Regions from separate parts of the Homo sapiens genome. Here region 1 is linked to region 2. A link is an interaction called in ENCODE POLR2A ChIA-PET data of the cell type or tissue named here. Cell type or tissue: A673. All regions are shown on one strand. Each heading gives the region's core, and the rest is flanking DNA. Links, peaks and the distances in the headings are about the cores only. Region 1 has its middle 49 kb from the start of PMAIP1. Region 2 overlaps ZNF532 (zinc finger protein 532).

The links. Peaks named below come from ENCODE experiments on the same cell type or tissue, not always from the same donor. Only the 100,000 strongest peaks of a DNase experiment are listed, where the experiment ranks them.
Region 1: POLR2A ChIA-PET joins it to region 2 with 6 read pairs; 2 of 35 experiments call an interaction of 5 or more read pairs at or near these places.

The regions. Positions count from the first base shown.
Region 1 is chr18:59,848,790-59,854,169 of GRCh38, forward strand. No RefSeq gene overlaps it. Among named protein-coding and RNA genes, the nearest start is that of PMAIP1, 49 kb to the right of the region's middle. In A673, for the core only: no CTCF peak of the experiment used is centred there; no DNase peak of the experiment used is centred there.
Region 2 is chr18:58,948,685-58,954,064 of GRCh38, forward strand. ZNF532 (zinc finger protein 532) reads left to right here. Exons shown (of 10, transcript NM_001375912.1): 7 at 4,834-5,115. Among named protein-coding and RNA genes, the nearest start is that of ZNF532, 86 kb to the left of the region's middle. In A673, for the core only: no CTCF peak of the experiment used is centred there; no DNase peak of the experiment used is centred there; H3K27ac peaks cover 3,179 bases.

The DNA of each region.
Region 1 (5,380 bases), core at 308-5,307, 900 kb after region 2:
TCACATGAGACCAGGAGTGGGAGACCAGCCTAGGCAACACAGGGAGACCCTGTTTCTAGAAAACTTTTTTTTTTTTCTGAGACAGAGTTTCTCTCTGTCACCCAGGCTGCAGCACAGTGGTACAATCACTGATCACTGCAGCCTTGAACTCCTGGGCTCAAGCCATCCTCCCACCTCAGCCTCCCGAATACCTGGGACTACAATGCCGGGCCACCATGCCAGGCTAATTTTCTTTTTTGGGGGGTGGTGGGGGTAGAGATGGGCTTTCACCATGTTTCCCAGGCTGGTCTCAAACTCCTGAGCTCAAGTAATCGGCCTGTCTTGGCCTGCCAAAGTGCTGGGATTACAGGTGTGAGCTAGCTCACCCGGCCAAAAAGTCTTTTTAAAAATTAGCTGGCTTGGGCCGGGGCGCGGTGTCTCAAGCCTGTCATCCCAGCACTTTGGGAGGCCGAGGTGGGCGGATCACAAGGTGAGGAGATGGAGACCATCCTGGCTAACACGGTGAAACCCCGTCTCTACTAAAAATACAAAAAAATTAGCTGGGCATGGTGGCGGGCGCCTGTAGTCCCAGCTACTCGGGAGGCTGAGGCAGGAGAATGGCGTGAACCCGGGAGGCAGAGCTTTCAGTGAGCCGAGGTCGCGCCACTGCACTCCAGCCTGAGTGACAGAGCGAGACTCTGTCTCAAAAAAAAAAAGAAAAAAAAAATTAGCAGGGCGCGGTGGCGGGCGCCAGTAGTCCCAGCTACTCAGGAGGCTGAGGCAGGAGAATGGCGTGAACCCGAGAGGCAGAGCTTGCAGTGAGCCGAGATCGTGCCACTGCACTCCAGCCTGGGCCACAGAGCGAGACTCCATCTCAAAAAAGAAAAAAAAAAAAATTAGCTGACTTGTGTCTCAGAGAGGACATCAAAAAAAAAAAAAAAAAAAAAAAAAAAAAAGAGGAAGAAGAAGAAGAAGAAGAAGAAGAAGAAATTAGCCGAGCGTGGTGGTATTGGACTGTGGTCCCAGCTACTTGGAAGTCTGAGGCAGGAGGATCACTCAAGCCCAGGAGTTGGAGGCTGTAGTGAGCTATGATCACACCACTGCAGTCTAGGTGAAAAAAGTGAGAACCTGTCTCTAAATAAATGCATAAAAATAAATACAAACAAAAACAAAATTAAAACCTCCATCTTTAAAGGGGGGAAAACCTTGTTCTGCCCACTTCTCAGAAGAATCATGCAAGGAAGTTCTGTAAAAAACCTAAAGCGGCTGCGCACGGTGGCTCATGCCTATAATCCCAGCACTTTGGGAGGCCAAGGCGGGTGGATCACGTGAGGTCAGGAGATCAAGACCAGCCCGACCAACATGGTGAAACCCCGTTTCTACAAAAAATACAAAAATTAGCTGGGCGTGGCAGCAGGCTCCTGCAGTCCCAGCTACTTGGGAGGCTGAAGAATGAGAATCACTTGAACCTGGGAGGCAGAGGCTGCCGTGAGACGGGATCATGTCGCTGCACTCCAGCCTGGGTGACAAAACGAGACTCTCTCAAAAAAAAAAAAAAAAAAGAGCAACGTATAAATGCAAGCCATTCTATGTTTTATTTGGGGTCTGGACTATCCGTGATGTTAAACTCACAATTGCTGGATCTTTAGGTTACTGGCCTAAGGGCTTTTGTAGGGGAAAGATGGTGTTGAATGATGGAGGAGAATAACATGGTTCCCAAATCATAAACTGAGTTACAGGCCTCCTGGTCATCACCACTTCTGCGTTATTCTCATTTCTGTTCTCAACTCTTCTGTAAGTCTTTCTGCAAAACAGCAGCTTTGGGAGAAATTGAATAGTTCTCATCTCACTCTTTTGTGCATGGTGGGGAAGGCAATATAATTATTTTTCCCCTAAGCATGTACTTAAAAAGTAAACCATTTTAAAGTTTTCTCTATCTCTCCCTAAAGCATTTTCACCTTCAGAAGTTTATGTGTCTGAGTCATGGCTATAAAATCACATGGATTTATTTTTAAAATGCATTGTGATTTCTACCAGATTAATATCACTTTAAAACAGCCGCTTTGGGAAGCTCTATTTCTTACCTATGCTCTTTACTTTGTTTAAAACATGTCTGAAACTCTTCTGGGGTGGCTTTCAGAATATATTTACAGACTGCACAAGAAAAGGAATTCTCTGGGCCCAAACTGGGTTTTAGATCCAAACAGTGTTGCCCAGATGGAGCACCCACGTTACTGAAAGAATAAACTCCAAGTTGTTTACAGAAAGCAAAGCTCCAAAGAAAAAAGATTTCTCACCCTAGACGATATCCAAAGAATAAACTCCGGGCTCAGAAAAGTTTCCAGAACTTTCTTGGCAATGATAGCATTGACTGAACCATAAGGACAACCCACAAAGTAACTACCCTTACCTGGATATAAAAGTTTTAGATCAGCTTCTTTTAAAATTGGGCTTTTACATTTTATAATTATTTTTAACAAATTTTTTTCTGTAGCATGAACTAATGAGAGCATCAGTATTTTTGATAGCTTGTAAATTGAACCAGTGATAAAATGATACTAGAATTTGCTTTTGGGCAGATAAACTCCTAGATTAATCAGACCAATAGACAATGACAAAGCACATTTTCAATAATGTAGGCACTAGTGTTACATTTTCTATCTGAAAAGTGAATTTTAGTGGTGGCTCACACCTGTAATCCCGGCACTTTGGGAGGCCAAGGCGGGTGGATCACCTGAGGTCAGGAGTTCAAGACCAGCCTGGTCAACTGGGTGAAACTCTGTATTTACTGAAAATATAAAAATTAGTAGGGCATGGTGGTGTGCTCCTGTAATCCCAGCTACTCTGGAGGCTGAGGCAGGAGAATTGCTACTCCAGCCTGGGCGACAGAGCAAGACTCCGTCTAAAAAAAAAAAGGCTGTGTGTCTACGCGTATCAATGTATATTAAGAGATTTAGAGAGTGGGGCAGATGCTCATGTTCCTCCTTGCCTCCTGCCAAAAAAAAAAAAAAAAAAAGACATTTCACTGTTTTGAATGAGAAAATGATTCTGATCAACAGTCTAACAACAAATGGACTCTGAGCAGGGTTAGGAGATCTAGCTGACCTCCATTGCCGCTGGGGAGATTTCATCCAGGACAAAGCCTGACTCTGAAAGTCAGCTCGTTAAAGTACATCATAAAACTTTGACTGTTCCTTTTGGAGACCTGGCTAAGCCAACCAGATAATAAAAGACAGATTTATAAGCCTGGTGCCTGCTGGCACCTCAGTAATTCTAAGTAGCTTGGAGAGGCTCCTAGACGCTTTATTGGTCCTTAGTGGACCAATCATCAATAATGAAGGGTCAGGCAGGAAGGCTCTCGTCTTGTGTCCCTTGACCACCTGGGCTGTGTCAACCTTCAGCTCCCGTTACAGTGCTTCCCACTTCACGAGGCTGCCTCTCCAAGACACAATGTTCCCTAGGCCCTCCAAAAATTATCTTTGCAATTCCGAGAACTTTCTAAATTTAGTTAAAACAGCAACAGACACAGAAATGGACACCACATTGATCATTTCTGGTTACGACCACTCAGGCAAAATGTTAGTACAGTACAAGAAATGGCAGGAGGTGGTGTCACATAACAGCCACCATTGGGAAGGCCAACCCAGGGGTATCCCGAGCACTTGGCAGAGCACAGGATAGCTGAAGAGGAAGAGACTACTTGGGATGCCATATTGTACATATTTATACTGCCTGCCGCCTGCCCCCCTTCAGGTGAAAGTCAAACTGGAATATTTAGATCTGTTCCTAGAGACTGGGGGAAATTCAGGAAACTGCCGAGCCTCCATTTCTTCATCAATAAGGTGAAGCAGAGTATTTGTTGCATGAGAAAACATCCCTAAAGTTCTCTAAGGATTGATCCCTCCCTCCCTTTCTCCTTCCTTCCTTCCTTCCCTCCCTTTCTTTCTTTCTCCCTTCTCTCCTCCCTCCCTCCTTCCTTCCCTCCTCCTCTCTCCCTTCCTTTCTTCCTTCCTTCCTTTCTTTGCTTCCTTCCTTCCATCCTTCCTCCCTCCCTCCCTTCCTTTCCTTCCCTTTCTTTCCTTCTTTTCTTCCTTCCTTGGCCACTAGGTCTGGCGCTGAAAACTTATTTGTGCCCTAGGCCCAAAATTGAGTTCCTATCTGATCCCCAAGATCCAAACACTGTTGCCTAGATGGACCACCCGCATTACAGAAAGAATGAACTCCAAGTCGTTTAAGGATTGATCCCAAGATGTGGTCCCTTCTTTTTTCTTCAGTCCTGGTAACTGGGTCTCCATCTTTTATTCTGTCTTGAATGTCCGGCCAGCACTCATCTAAAATTCCCTTGCTCTGCTCTTGTCATTCCCTGTTTTAGAAAGGAAGTCCTGTTTCTGACACCTGGATGGTGGCCCTGCTACCTGCCACACACTCCAGATGTTGCTTGCCTGCCCTTTACCCTCCTGAGTACCGACTGCTCTTCTTCAGCTATCCCTGTGCTATGTCTAGTTCTCAGGATATCCCCGGGTTGGCCTTCCTGATGGTGATGGTTATGTGACTCCACCTGCTGCTATCTCTTGTACTGTGCTAACATTTTGCTCTAGTGATCATAACAAGAATTGAGCAAGTGTTTCAGGATTCCTAGGTCATAAGCTCCTTCACGTCAGGAACAGACTGTCAATCAGCATTTTATATCCAGGGTCTGAGTACTGGGCTCACCCAAAATAGATGCATGAACTCTTGGCTTACGGATGGAAGAGTGCTGTGATTATTGTGTTCTCCCTAGGGCCCACACCTGGGTCTTTCATGCAAGAGTTCCCATGGGGTTCTGTTGTTCTGCTTAAGTAATGCTATAATCAGGCTTCTAGATACCACTATCAAAGCACTCAGTAGACAGGAATAAAACTCAGTGTGCTCATGGGCATTCGTTTATTTTACAAATATTTACTGAGTGTTTGTTGTTATTGTTTGTTTTGTTTTTGTTTTTGTTTTTGTTTTGAGATGGAGTCTGCTGGCCAGGCTCGGTGGTTTACACCTGTAATCCCAGCACTTTGGGAGGCAGAGGCAGGCGGATCACCTAAGGTCAGGAGTTTGAGACCAGCCTGACCAACATGGTGAAACCCCGTCTCTACTAAAAATACAAAATTAGCTGGTTGTGGTGGCACATGCCTGTAATCCCAGCTACTCGGGAGGCTGAGGCACGAGAATTGCTTGAACTCGGGAGGCAGGGGTTGCAGTGAGCCGAGATCATGCCATTGCACTCCAGCCTGGGCAACAAGAGTGAAACTCCATCTCAAAAAAAAAAAAAACAAAAAAAACAAGAGATGGAGTCTGCTCTACCACCTAGGCTGGAGTGCAGTAGTGTGATAAAGCCTCATTGCATTCTTGACCTCCAGGGCTCAAGTGA
Region 2 (5,380 bases), core at 238-5,237:
AGCCTCCCGAGTAGCTGGGATTACAGGCGTGTACCACCACACCCGGCTAATTTTTATATTTTTAGTTTCACCATGTTGGCCAGGCTGATCTTGAACTCCTGACCTCAGGTGATCCGCCTGCCTTGTCCTCCCAAAGTGCTGGGATTATAGGCATGAGCCACCGCGCCTGGCCGAAGTTTTTCTTTTCTTGAGAATTCTGTAAGACTTAGAAACAGACAAGGGCTCTGAGGAATTATGCTAATTCACACAAATATTGGTATATTTAGAAAAATGAAGGTTTTTTCCCTTGAAATTATTTAAGCAGTTAGGTTTGCATTGTAATTAATGCCCCTAAACCTTTTAGTTTCTTTTTTTTTTTTCTGTAAAGATTGCATTGTAAATGGACTGTTAAATATCTAGGATATAGTATGGTACCTGGCACCTGGTGGTGTTCAGTTAATGAAATGAATAAATATCCAGTGTGGACTGTTTTACTCTCCAACCCCCAAAAGGGGCACAGAAATCTATTTATAGCCTTTTAAGCTTACTAAGGCCAGTGCTTAGTTCTAGCTGCTTAACTGTCCACTGTAATATGTTAAGCATTTTTTTTTCCTTGTGTGATTAGGAGATAATATCCATTGGCTTTCAGAGATTAAAATGACTTACTTTTTAAACAGAGAAACAAGAGACCCCATATTATCAGGAACTCAATCTCTTTCTTTTAGTTTTGCTCTTTTAAAAATACATTATACAGGCTGGGCACGGTGGCTTACACCTGTAATCCCAGCACTTTGGGAGGCCAAGGTAGGCGGATCACTTGAGACCAACATGGTGAAACCCCGTCTCTACTAAAAATACAAAAATCAGCTGGGCGTGGTGGTACATGCCTGTAATCCTAGCTACTTGGGAGGCTGAGGCAGGAGAATCACTTGAACTCAGGAGGCAGAGATCTCAGTGAGCTGAGATTGTGCCACTGCACTCCAGCCTGGGCGACAGAGCAAGACTCCGTCTCAGAAACAAACAAACAAAAAGTTACACAAAAAAGGTCAGTTTAAAGCGCAAAGTCCCTGAATTATTCTAGTCTCATGTCAGCTAAGTGCCTGGATTATGAATCCTTGACATTTCCTGTATTAAACATGTGTGAGTTCATATAGAGTAATTGCTTAATGCAAATGAACATCTTGGAGATTCTCTCCTTCCAGGCAAGGTAAAGATAGTGGTGGTGATGGCATTACTTGGGTGAATAAAAGCATGGGAGATGCATTTCATCATTCTCATTTGAAGTACAGTAAAACCCTCTTAAGATACTTTAACTATTTTAGCTAAAATTACATAATTATTTTGACAATAAATATCTATTTAATGAAACACCAGGAAGAATTTAAAACTGCTAATAAAAATTTAGGGATGTTGGAATTAAACCAAAATATTTTAACATACTACATGTGTGCCAACAACAAAGAAAAGAACAGTTGCTTCTTAAGAGGCTTTTAAGGTATTTGGTTTCTAGAACTCATCTTTGCATCTGGAAGTCGGGTCATCGACTTTGTGGTTAGGGTCTTCCTTGTGTTAATAGTGAATTTGGAGGAATACAAGGTTCCAAGAAATAGAAACTGAAGAGGGGTGGTAAAATCCTGTGGCCACAAGGAGGAAAGAATTGTTATTCATCTTAACCTATGCAAGACTACATGATACGAAAACAGTGGGAATAATCACTTATGTTCTCATTTCATGTATGTTCTATGCGTTTAAAAATATTATCCTGCATTTATATGTTTGGGGTTGGGTAAGCATAGTTTTAGGGGCATACTGTTTTTTTTTTAATTTTTAAGATAATCTATTTAGCTCTTGTTATTTATTTACATTGCCTGTGCTATGCAGTTTTTCATGAGGAAGGAAGAGGAAGTGGAACAGGCACAAGTTTTCTCCACATACATATTCACTTAAAGATGGGCTCTTATTTGCCCAGTTTAATCCAATTTGTGTCATTTTCTTCTCCTACCAAAATATAAACTTGTAGGACCTCCATGTTGACATTTATATTTAAACTTTTGAGTTACAGACACTCATTCAAATTAATTATTGTTATAGGAGCTAAGGAAAAATCAATTTGAAAAGAAATAAGTTGTTTCTTTATTTAAAAATGACAGTATGAATGAATGAATGAGGCATGTCTTGCCATGTTGCCCAGGCTGAACCTCTGGTCTCAAGTGGTTTTCTCACCTTGACCTTCCAGAGCGCTGAAATTATAGGTGTGAGCCACCATTCCCAGCTGACATTTGCTTTTCAGAGTCTTTTTTTTTTTTCTTTTGAGATAAGGTCTCACTCTGTTGCCCCGGTTGGAGTACAGTGGCATATCAGGGCTCAAGGCAGCCTCCATGTCCTGGGCTCAGGTGATCCTCCAACCTCAGCCCCCCGAATAGCTGAGACTACAGGCATGCGCCACCACGCCTGGCCGATTTTTGTATTTTGTATTTTTTGTAGAGACAGGGTTTCACTAGTTGTCCAGGTTGGTCTTGAACTCCTGGGCTCAAGTGATTCTCCTGCCTTGGCCTTCTGAAGTGCTGGGATTTACAGGCCTGAGCCACTGCACCTGGACTTAGTAGTCTTAATTTTACTTGCAGTGTAACTTGTTGCTTCTTTTCTGTAATTTCTGTAGCACTTTAAGGTTATCTTACAGAAGAATATTTTAATATTTTATCCTTTCTTCAGCTTATCAGTTAGTAAAAATGCATTTGCCTAGAAACTTATGAAAAGTTGCTAGAGGGTTTTAGGTTTTGTTTTCTTTAGGTTTTAAATAGTTAAAAATGGAAAAACTTAGCTTCTCTTTTGACAAAGAGCAATGAAACACAGAAGCCTTCTGCCCTGAGTGGTGGGCATGAAGCAAGGCATAGTTTTTGGCTATCAAGAAATCATGTCTTGCTCCAGATTTTCTCTTTGCAAAGAACATGGTTAGACAATCACCTCAGCCCTCGCCCTGTTGTTTTTTTTTTTTTTTTTTTTTGAGATGGAGTTTTGCTCCGTCGCCCAAGCTGGAGTGCAGTGGGGAGATCTCTGCTCACTGCAAGCTCCGCCTCCCGGGTTCATGCCATTCTCCTGCCTCTGCCTCCCAAGTAGATGGGACTACAGGCACCTGCCACCATGCACGGCTAATTTTTTGTATTTTTAGTAGAGACGGGGTTTCACCGTGTTAGCCAGGTTGGTCTCGATCTCCTGACCTCGTGATCCACCTGCCTCGGCCTCCCAAAGTGCTGGGATTACAGGCGTGAGCCACTGCGCGTGGCCCACCTCAGCCCCCTTTTATGGGCCACTTTCACTGTTGCCTGTTTGGGTAGACCTTGTGACTTCAGCTGGTGAGAAAATGATAGAACCCCTGTTTCCCTCTGGTGAAAAATGATGTTGAGGAAGGTTAGCTAGTTCTTGGCACTGTTTAGAGAAGACCTTGCCTTGAGAAAATGTGATGGAGAGTGTCCTGAAGGAATGGCTTCTTTCTTAAACATCCAAGAAGGAATGTGGAGCTGAGGTCTATCAGTGTGAGTCTCTGTGACCCAGGGGAACTCGGATGTGTGAAAGCCTCTTAGGAAAGATTTTTAATGTTGTCTTTCTGTAGATTCAGGAATTCATGGTTTAACTGCAAGCCTGACTGCTAGTAAGAAGAGACGGCCCTATTCAAAAATAAATTGTATATTGTATACAGAGGCAAAGATTTTATTTTTTGCTCTCCTCCACCCTCTTTTTTTGTTTTTGTTTTTATTTTTTGAGACAGGGTCTTGCTCTGTTGCCCAGGCTAGAGTGCAGTGGTGTGATTGTAGCTCACTGTAACCTTGAACTCCTGGGCTCAAGCAATCTTCTTACCTCAGCCTTCTAAGTAACTGGGACTTCAGGCATGCACCACTATGCCCGAGTAATTTATTAATCTTTTTGTAGAGATGGGGTCTCTCTGTGTTGCCCAGACTGGTCTCAAACTCCAGGCTTCAAGTGATCCTCCTGCCTTGGCCTCCTGAAGTGTTGGAATTATAGGCGTGAGCCACTGCATACACCCCACCCCGCTGTTTTTATTCCATGCTTTTACAATACAAAACAAAAACCAAAGTGAGCTGGTCTTTAGAATCAAATTGCACTAATTTTGCCCTTTTCAAATTTGAAATCCAGTGAGTTTAAGTTGAAGATGGCTGTTGTGGCCATTATGTTAATGATGATAGTTAGCTAAGCAATTTAAAAAGACATGAGTATCTAATGTGTGTAGTTCTCAAGCCTGGCTGCCATCAGTAAGAAAGGATGGGTCGGGATAGGATGTAAGGAGATGAAAATTCCTGACAAAACCCAGCAAAAACCCAGACTGTTACTAGTATTCCAAGAATGTGAAAGGCATGAAGAGAAAAAGGCTTGCTATTTACTAACGTATTGATCTTAGATGTTTGCTCAAGTCAGTTTGTTCTAGTTGAATTCCTAATAATGTATTAGCCTATTTAAACATTTCCAGGCTGATGGGAAAGGAGAGAGTTGTTCCGAAATGGTTTGTTGTAGAGAGGCCTCCCTCTGGGATGTTACAGGAAGATAAAGTACCAGGATTAATTTGTGTTCAATACAGAGGTCTTTCTTTAAAGAATTTTAAAATGGTACAAATATATAGGCCTTTAAAAAGCATTTGGAAAGAGAAATGCATAACGTATAGCAGACTTTTATCTCTTTTGAAATGTATATTTAGCTTAGGTTTTTTTCTTTATATATTAAATATTTCTGAATGAATATAAACTGGTGTTGAAATGTGTACCACATGTTAAGATAGCATACTTGTGCTTTCTTTTAGTGTTGTGATTTGTGATAGATATTTCTTTTCTTTTTATAATGTAGTCTATGCATGGAACATTGAAAAGTATTGAAGGGCCTCCAAACTTGGGTATAAACTTGCCTTTGAGCATTAAGCCTGCAACTCAAAATTCAGCAAATCAGAACAAAGAGGACACCAAATCCATGAATGGGAAAGAGAAATTGGAAAAGAAATCTCCATCTCCTGTGAAAAAATCAATGGAAACCAAGAAAGTGGCCAGTCCTGGGTGGACGTGTTGGGAGTGTGACTGCCTGTTCATGCAGAGAGATGTGTACATATCCCACGTGAGGAAGGAGCACGGGAAGGTCAGTAAAGAATGAAAGCTGCTCTGGGTGAGTGCAAGAGAGGGCACTGGACTGGCAAGCTTCCAAGATGTGGGCTCTTGGCTTGGCTCTATCAGTAATTAGTGCTGTGACCTTAAAAATCACTTGGTGTCTCTCTGCCTCACTTCTTTATCTGTGAAATAGACCTTTTCAAATCCTTCAGTCTTCAGTTTTCCTGGTCATTGCCTTCACATGCACTCCTCCAGACTGGTGTGCATGAATGTGGTAAGTTACCTATCACATTCAT